Regions from separate parts of the Homo sapiens genome. Here region 1 is linked to region 2. The links are chromatin loops, found by intact Hi-C in ENCODE. Cell type or tissue: PC-9. All regions are shown on one strand.

The links. Hi-C counts contacts between places; a loop is a spot of excess contacts. Peaks named below come from ENCODE experiments on the same cell type or tissue, not always from the same donor. Only the 100,000 strongest peaks of a DNase experiment are listed, where the experiment ranks them.
Region 1: a loop joins it to region 2, with 5 times the contacts of the local background. A loop is called at or near these places in 15 of 110 quality-filtered maps.

The regions. Positions count from the first base shown.
Region 1 is chr3:119,828,762-119,833,761 of GRCh38, forward strand. All of the region lies in intron 10 of GSK3B (glycogen synthase kinase 3 beta), which reads right to left. Among named protein-coding and RNA genes, the nearest start is that of NR1I2, 49 kb to the left of the region's middle. In PC-9, a CTCF peak has its summit at 2,406; no DNase peak of the experiment used is centred here.
Region 2 is chr3:120,180,084-120,185,083 of GRCh38, forward strand. GPR156 (G protein-coupled receptor 156) reads right to left here. Exons shown (of 10, transcript NM_153002.3): 8 at 1,042-1,278. It overlaps LOC105374065 (a long non-coding RNA gene), which reads left to right. Exons shown (of 3, transcript XR_924392.3): 2 at 3,427-3,505. Among named protein-coding and RNA genes, the nearest start is that of GSK3B-DT, 87 kb to the left of the region's middle. In PC-9, a CTCF peak has its summit at 3,009 (motif pointing left); a DNase peak (open chromatin) is centred at 3,008; H3K27ac peaks cover 705 bases.

The DNA.
Region 1 (5,000 bases), 350 kb before region 2:
AGCTGCCCTTATATACATTTAGCACAGCCTTTGGGGAAGGAATGTGAATATCTCTTAATGTGAATGATTAGGTTTAATTCATTTAATTTCCTTCAAAATAGCTAAAGCTGCTTCTAATCTTGTTGTCATGTACACAAGTGAAGATATTATGGCATCAGAATCCACACATTAGGTTCATATAGCCCATGTAATGGGGTCATATTAATTCATCAGTATGGCAAATGAACAGGTGGCAGGAAAGGGTATATGACACAGAACCTACTCTCCAAAGCCAGGCTGACCACCTTTTCTAACAATCACTGAGGAACTATGCTAACACTTCATTCGTGACTCCTGACCTTCCTTAGATATGCCCTGTTTAAAGAAGTTTTACCCTTAATGATCATCCACATTCTGTGCATCAATAACCTAACATCAATTCCTGTCTAGACCACAGATTCCTCCAAGCCTTTCTCAGATAAAATGTTCATTTTCATGATTCATGCACAGGCTGCATTAAAAAAAAAATCCAGAGAAAACCTGGAACACCACAAACCCATGCTTATTGCAGCATGTCACATGCTCTGATGACACTCAGAACCTATGCATGACCATCATCCAACAGCATTTCCTTCTCATTTTCAGTATGGGAAGATAACAGGTAGAACTGTCATTCTGGTCTTCCCCAGGACTTATGGGAGGCACTGATCATCAGAAATTTATCTATCTGTTTGACCACTACATCAGCACCCATGCCAACATGGAGAGAGCAGCTCTGGCCACGGCAGCCATTAACTACACTGGCTGACATCAGTTTTACCTCATCTACATGGCCACCAGCCCATTTATGTTAATTTGCTCTTTAGCAAAATCCTATTTGGCATTAATGTGCAGATGTCCTTTCACTGACTACAGCCTGTGAGCTTGTGACATTGCCAAAACCAGTCTCCTCTTTCTTGGATAAATTCAACGACTGCTTGCATGATCACAGTAAAAAGCACAAGCCTTTTAAGTGAGCATAAAACCAGAAACAAATTCACTTTCTGAACAATAAAATTTGATAGACACCCATGCTCTTCAGACCTGTAATGATCTCATATTTTTCTCTTGAATTATTTTCAAATCACTTAATGAACATAATTTTAACGCTAATTATTTTGATTATAAATATCTTTGATATCGAAAGTCACAGTCCTACAGACATTCATCAAAAAAACTTTTGCCTGATGCAATGAGCTCCACTTAAAATCAAATCACACATGTCCTTGCTGAGAAGAACAGAGTTCTCTTTTTCAGAGGAAGACAAAGTACAGAGAGGGAAAAAGTAAAACAAAAAAAGGCAAAGTTCTATAAATTCAATACTCAATAGTAGGTTTAAAAGACCACCCAGCTTACTGACTGAGTAAAGTTACATTTCATAATCTCTACAATCCCATCATAAAGATGGACTGGCCCCTGGGCCAGGTAAAGTAGGAGGAGCTGACCTCTTGGTGGCTGGGAAGAAACTAGTTCAAGATCAGGAAACAAGACAACACAGATTACCACCTTTTTAGAAATAACTCAAGAAACAAATCTTGGCACATGCTTATTTTGTTCCCACCATCACTCTGTAAATTTATTTTACACAATGGAATCTGAATTAATGAGCTTTCTATTAAAATGTTTATTAATTTAAAATTCCGATAAATTGTCATTGGATTTAGTTTAGTGTAATTTCTGTAACTTTTCTTCTCAAACATTTAAATAGTGACTCCACAACATAAAAACAGCAAAGTTCATTTTACTTCTCCTTACATTCCCTTCCCGTTACATATGCACTGGTAAAGTGACGCTAAATGGCATTATGGTTTAAAAGAGAGGCTAAGATCATTTTCATTATAAATGATCTGACTATGGATCATTAACCCACTCTAGTCTCTTGTTTTCAACCAGAGATGCTCTTCTGAACTTCACACTGATACATCTTTCTTAAAACTAAACCAACTCTATAAACATTTATTGAGTATGAAGCCTACTTGTACAACTTAATAGCTGTGTGATTTTGGAACACGTTATTTAATCTATCTCTCATTTCCTCATTGGTAAAATGGTAGTAATACCACCCACCTATGAAATGAGGCCTATGAAGTGCTTAGCACAGTATCTGGCATACAGCAATTGTTCAATAGATGGGAAGGTAAAAGAGACATCTAAAAATACATATATTTATAATCTAGTGTGACTGCAATAACCAACATCATCACCAAAGTAAATACTAGTGACAGCATACTGCTTACCAATATGCCAGACACCACACTAAGTATTTTGCAGTCATGTCATTTAGCTCACACAGCAAATCTGAGAAATAGGTACAACTGTTACCTCTGTTTTGCAAATAGGAGAAAGGAAGCACAAATAGATTAAGGAATGTGCCCAAGACCATATAGCTAACAAGTAGGGGAGTGGAACACAGAGCACAAGGGAGGAGAATAATCCATCTTATGGGCAGTAGGTGGCAGCAGAAAAGATTTCCTAGCAAAAGAAGAAAAGAGATTAAGATGACTTTCATTTAGAACTAACCTCAATAAAATCACTGTGATTTCTACAGGCACATTTCTATTATCTGTAAGAGACTTTACATTAAAAGAGAAGAGTGGGCCGGGCGCGGTGGCTCATGACTGTAATCCCAGCACTTTGGGAGGCCGAGGTGGGCGGATCACAAAGTCAGGAGATAGAGACCATCCTGGCTAACACGGTGAAACCCTGACTCTACTAAAAATACCAAAAATTAGCTGGGCATAGTGGCGGGCGCCTGTAGTCCCAGCTATTCGGGAGGCTGAGGCAGGAGAATGGCGTGAACCTGGGAGGCAGAGGTTGCAATGAGCCGAAATCATGCCACTGCACTCCAGCCTGGGCAACAGAGCGAGACTCCGTCTCAAAAAAAAAAAAAAATAAGAGAAGAGTGAGTTTATGATAAGAAAAATTAAGATTAAGAGCACAGTTACTTTATTTTCAGTATGGGGTGTACAGAGATATAAGTGCTCTGCAAACAACTACAGAACTGACATTTCACTGACTTTGAAGCTTCCTATAAACCAATGCCCATTATCACCTGTCTAATGCTACTATGGAAAAACAAGTAAACAAAAAAATGCCCCCAAACCAAGGATGGACTTAAGAGGAAATAGAACAATCAGCTTTGTGGGGAAGGAAAGGAAGGTACAAAATCATCCCTACACACTGTGGTAGCTACTTTCCAAGATGACCCCAATGATTCATGCCTCTTGGTATCCATGCCTAATGCAGTCCATTCCCACACTGAATAGGACTGACCTGTGTAACTAATAGGATATTCCAGAAATAATGGTGTGTGACTTCCAAGGCTAGGACATAAAAGATACTGTGGCTTCTGCATTGCCTTCTTTCTTGAATTACTTAGTCTAGGGGAAGCCAGCTGCAATGATGTGAGATACTTAAGTAGCACTATGGAGAGGGCCACTTATTGAGTGACTGAGGCTTCCTGCATACAGGCAGCACATATTTGATAACCACATGAATGAGAGCCACTGTGGAAGCAGAGCTTCTGCCTCCAGGCAAGTCATCAGACGACTGCATCCCTGGCTAATGTTTTGACTATGTCATGAGACTCTGACCCAGAACCACCTAGCTAAGCTGCTTCTAAATTCCTGACCCATAGAAACTATGTGAGATAATGTTTACTCTTGTTTTAAATAGCTAAATGTTGGGGGGGTAAACTAATATGCAGAAATAGATAACACACATGTATATGTCGAAGAACTTAAATGCCATTTAGGGGTTGCACTCACAAGCCAATGAGGGAATCGCTGACAAAATCTCCCTACACAATTAGGTGTGCTTCTAAGAAACTGTACAAGACAAAAAAGGATTATATTAGATTTAATTCTTTTTTCCAGAATTGTTTTCTCAGGAATCAATTGTTTTCTGAAAAGTCTATGGCTCTATGGCTTTGTACCAGATGCTGCAAAGCAAATTGGCACATGTATTAAAACCAATTTTATTCTGTGTGACATAAGAGGTAAAACACAACTTAGGCAGTCCCACAGTGAAACCAAGGGTAGAACCCTTAAGTATCAGGTTCCCAAAAGAGTCCATGAGGCTGTGATTTTTGTCCTGGAGTAAATTTTCATATGTAAAATTCTATATCTGGTATCATAATTTCTTTTTATAGGACAGGATCTACAGCATTTTTTGTTTTGTTTGTTTGTTTTTTTCAGATTCTCAAGAGATCTGTAAGAGTTGGCTAGATAATGGAGTCATGGATTAATGGTCAACTGTCTCAATACTGAGGAAACTGCCCCACCCAAATGTTCAAGTCATAAACGCAGAATTTCTTGCCTTGATTCCTTGCTGTCTGCATCCCCCCACCCCCCGCCCACAAATGGTCCTGTCCATACTCCCTGTCCCAAATGTGGTTGATCAAAGGTGCAAATGAGGAACAGGAAGGAGAGTGAATGGAAGGTCTCCATTTACACCTACTGCCAAAGGATTTAAATAAAAAGAGAGTAGAAAACAAGGAAATGGGTTGGGAGGAGAAGACAGAAAATAAACATAGGAGACAGGGTTCCAAAGGCCCTGCCACCATGAATTAGTATTCTAGATCTGTGTGTCTATAAAAAATTAAATTCTTCTGATTTATTGAAATGCTCACTATCTGGCCCAGCAGCAACCACAGAAATGTTCTATTTATATTCTCTAATATAGTAGCTGCTAACTACATAAGGCTATTTATTTAAAGTAATTGACGTTAAAGATTAAAATTCAGTTCCTTATTTGCTCTCAACACATTTCAAGTTCTCAGCTACAAAATTATTAAACATTTTACTATTTATATTGTTGGCATATTAGTAAAATAACATATTTTAGACAAATCAAATGAGCCTTTTTGTGTTTTACATGCACTTTATAAGTACACTTGGAAACATTAGGTTGTTTTTTTTTTTTTTTTTTTTTTTTAGACAGGGTCTCACTCTGTCACCTAGGCTGGAGTGCAGTGGCGCAAT
Region 2 (5,000 bases):
AGATTTTTCCATATTTATGTATTCTGTTGAGTACTGTAATGAGGATTTGTGATAGAGAAGAATCGTAACAGGGCTATGCCCATGTCATACCATCATGACCCAAAGTGCACTCTTCCCTTTCACAAATACACTGTAACGTGCCATCAGCCAACACTTACATTATCAGTTAGCTCCATCATGAGGAATTAGTTTACAGTCAACTGGAAGTTGCAATGGGAATCAGGACAGGGTCTTGAAGGAGGAGTGGGATGAGGGAGGTCTCAGAGGGAAGAAAAGGAGAACTAGGAGGGAAACAAGAAAGTACCTAGTGCCAAGTTCATTAACCTAGATATATGTGGCTTGATGGTCCCCAGGGTGTAGCATGAACAATCCCACATCCCCTTGCTTTCTGAGCCTAGGATTCCTTCTCTGTTCCCTCTGACTACCTTTCTTCTTTGCTATCTGGCTATTTCTGCTTCTGTCTTCCTCCCTCATTTGATTTTTTAAAATCCCCATAATATGAAACATATTTTTATTTAGTTTCTACCTCTCCTTATTGTAAAAAGCAGAGAAATGTTCTGTATTTTCCTCCAATAAAAAGAAAGAGAAAGCACTTTAAATCATAAAGTTCCATCTAAATGGATTTTTTCCTGTGAGTCTGCAATCCCCAATTGGAAAAATATAAAGGTTCCTTGCTCCCAGGCTAGTGAAAGAAATAGTAATAACATGATGGAAATGAGGGGAGGATGGGGAACGAGTGCAGCAGACCAGAGGGTGGATGGAAAAGCAGGACTGCGAGGCAGCCCCCCCAAGGGACAGGCACCACAGGTGTGGAAGAGTGCAAACAGGGGCTGCCACCACTGCTTGGACCACTCTGCCTTGTCCCCCTTGCTGACCAGGACAGTGAGAAAGGACAAAGGCAACCAGCTCACTAGGATCCCCTGTCTGCTTTCTGACTCTCCAATAAGTGGCATGGAAAGGTATCAGTAGAAAACAAAATGAGCAATTTGTCAGTGAAAAACTCTAGAGTGACTAAGAGGACCAGCCCTGCAAAATCCATACCTGGGGAATGAAGATGAAGCAGTTGATTGTAGTTGTACAAACAAAGATCCCTCCAGATGTGAGTCCAAAGACCAGGTTGGGCCAGGAATGCAAGTATCTGGTGACTACAAAAAGCAGCCCAGCAGCCAGTACAAGGAGGTTGACCCCCACCATGATGGTTAAGGACTGATTCACAGGAGGGGAGCTGACATGGCCAGTCAGGCCAGCCAGGTAGGCACCATACAGCAGGAGCAGACCCTGGGGGGTGAAGAGGTGACGGAGGCTCAGAGAAGTGGAACAAGAGGTCAATGAGCAGTAGGTTTGCAACCAATTTCCTCATCTGTAAAATTAGGATAATAATACCTACCTTAAGGACTGCTATGAGGATTTACTAAGATATCACATAAGAAAACCCTCAGGGCAGCCCCTTATACCTACTAGATACTTAATAAATGTTATTTTCCTCTCCTTTGCTGAGAATTAGTTTATCAGAAGTCAGCAAGTCAGCCATTAAATAAGACTCTTCTGAGACAAGGCATAGGACAGGATCATGTGGGTGGGTTAGTATCCCTACAGAAAGAGCTGTTGGGCACTTGGAGGACAGTGGGCCCACAGAACCTCTGATAGTGAGTGCTACCACAGCCATTGTCTGGTGTTGCCCTGCTCAAAGCTGAGGGTGCACAGGGAAGCTGAAAGTGACCTCTGATCTGCTTGTCAAGTCATGTGCCACAGCCAGGGTAGTGCCCATAGGAAGGGGCTCTTTTCTCTAATTTGCCCAAAGGCACCATCTGCTTGCCAAGCCTTGCACCTGCAAGACTGCATCTGACTAGAAGGGATGGGCCTTCAAAAAATTTACACAAAGGATCTCTACAGGCTAGCAGCGGCTCCATGCCAGTGAGTGTTTATGGGAGATGAAGGGTAAAAAAAGGGGAGAACAAAGGCAGGCTGGGACCCAGGCAAGACTGTGGGGCAGGCACAGACAGCGAAAGCTCCATCTATAGTTCTCACCCTTTTTGTGACATTTCTTGCTCCCCTACAAGGAACCCAGGGCCCTATTCTGTTCTCTTTCCTATGAATATAAACCTGCTCTCAGAGTTGTCATTTGTACTAAGGAGAAAATAACTCATAGCACCTTAAAGTGCTGCCCCCTCCACAGGAGCTGCATTCATACAGAAATCAAAGCTTTAGTCAATAATACATAACACATAGATTCAATTAGGTTCACCTTTCTGACTATGTGTGCAGTGCCATAGTACGTGTAGGGCAGAAAATAGTGACACAAAGAAGTCATGGTCCTGGCTTTTAACACTTGGTCTGGTAGGTAGATTTAAGGTAAGCACAAAAATCTTCTTTTTTTTTTTTTTTGAGATGGAGTTTCGCTCTTGTTGCCCAGGCTGAAGTGCAATGGCATGATCTCTGCTCACTGCAACCTCCGTCTCCCGGGTTCAAGCGATTCTCCTGTCTCAGCCCCCGAGTAGCTGGGATTACAGGCTTGTGCCACCATGCTGAGCTAATTTTGTATTTTTAGTAGAGATGGGGTTTCACCATGTTGGTCAGGCTGGTCTCAAACTCCTGACCTCAGGTGATCCAACCGCCTTAGCCTCCCAAAGTGCTGGGATTACCGGCATGAGCCACTGCGCCCAGCCTAAAAATGTTCATGTTGATGACTCAGAACGTGAAGATGCCATGGGAGACGAGGTGGGGGTGGGACTGTGGGATTCAGAGGGAGAACTAATAATGAAAATAAAGTCAGGTATCAGCAGGACACCTGCTGGTGACCCTCAAATCATATGACGTGGTCAACTCCACCTTCATGGGTGACACTAAAGAACATATTTTGGAGAACTGGCTGTGCCAGAAGGGAAGGAGTCAGCATGGAAGAGATACCTTCCAGGTTCCCCTAATGCCCAGTGTCCCAAATGGGGCCTGAAGGCCAAATGTGGCCACCCTGAGATCTTCAATGACTAGAGGACACATAAGTCAGGAGACCAGGGAAGCCCAACTTTTGGGTAACTGACGCCATCAGGTGGTATTCAGCAGAGTTGGATCATTGCTAATTTAATAAAAGGCAAATGAAATTAATTCTGTGATTTTGAAATGTTCAGATATGATTCCACTAAAAGTTTTTAATTCCATTAAAATTCTTGTTAAAGGGGAAATGGGTGTGAATCAAGTGTCTATACATTCCTGGCTGGTGTCTGAGTGAGTCATATTTGATCCTTGCATATCACTGGCCTTAACTGCTGAGAAGTGTGGGGTAGGGGGCAGTTGACAGAGAGCAGGGGTCCTAGGACTCAATGTGGAGATTGGGGTCCTCCTGAGGAGCTTCTCACTGACCAGGGAGTCTATGGGGTCTGGCTCAGTAAGTTTCCTGATGCTCCATCCTTTTCCTTCTTTTTCCTACAGAAAGATATTACAGTAAAATAGAATGGAAATGAGAGTATATAAAAGGCAATGGAGAAAATAAATCAAATTGAGTCACAAAGTAAGTAGCTATGGGGGAAGTGCTGGCTTTCTGGGCTAGGGAGGACACACTCTTCTACAGGGACTCAAGGAACCAACAGAGGCAATGTATTTTCCAGAAGTGTCTAGGGGGCAGTGGAAGAATAGTAATAATAATATCTAACATTTATTGAGCTCTTGCTATGGACCAGGAGCGGCTGAAAACTCTTAACATGCATTAACTCTTTAGAGACAGAACAGTTCTGAGGGGATATTATCATCATCCGCATTTTAAAATTTGGAAACTGAGGCTCAGAGAGGTTAAATGAGGCTCAGGGTTGGCTAGCCAGGGGCGGAGTCAGATTCAAACCCTGATCTGTCACAACTAAAGCTCCTTTTTTAACCATTAGCAAGATTCTGGAGATCAAGAGCTGTTCACTTCCTAGAGTCTTCTTTTAAAAAATATTTCTGTCAAAGTAATATTTGCACATAGTTAAAAAGGAATGTTTCCCTGCCCTAGTCTGGCCTACCCCTAAACCTGTTCCTCACAAGCAACAACTTCTAATACTTTCTTAGTGGTGAAGTGGGTAAAGTTTACCCCCCCTTTTTTTTTTTATTGAGATAGAGTCTCGCTCTGTTGCCCAGGATGGAGTGCAGTGGCGCAATCTTGGCTCACTGTAACCTCTGCCTCCCAGGTTCAAGTGATTCTCCTGCCTCAAGCCTCCCAAGTAGCTGGGATTATAGGTGCATACCACCACACCCAGCTAATTTCTATATTTTTAGTAGAGGCAGAGTTTCACCATGTTTGGCCAGGCTGGTCTCGAACTCCTGACCTTAAGTGATCCACCCACCTCAGCCTCCCAAAGTGCTGGGATTACAGGTGTGAGCCACTGTGCCCGGCCAGAGTTTACCCTTAAAGGGTACTTATTTCTACAAAAACTCCTCCTTTTCCTCTGCCAGTAATCAGTCAACCAGAACTCTCTGCCCTGATAGTCAACAGGTAGTCTGCTGTCAGGCAGGACTTGCTTGTTTATGGAATCAGGACTGCCCTGTACCCCTCAGCACCAGTTCTCTGTCTCCCTAAGCTGAAAACCAGCTGTCCTGTTCTGAGGACCATCCTCAGTGCTCCATGCAGGTATCCTCTACCTTCTGGAAATAATATTCTACTTTTGCCCATCTAACAGAGACAAATGAGTCTAATGGTGAGAGATTTGGGGCAGTATGGGAGACACTGTGAGACAGGTGGAACCCCTCAAAGGGCCCTGTGAATGCTGCCATCTGTCTCAGAGCCAGTCTTGCTTCCAACCAGAGGGAGAAAGTCAGGTGGGTGAAAGGCACCAGGACACCTTCGCCCAAATCTTGAAGAAAACACAAGAGACATAATAAGGGCACTTAGGAGAACAAATAAAGCTGGGTCAAATTTCTCCTCATAATTCCTCTTGCAGGGAAGATGAAGGGAAAACTGGTATTGTCAAATCAATTAAGAAACCAGACCAATAAATAGGAGAAACAGTGGGTGAATTCCAGATGATTTGGGG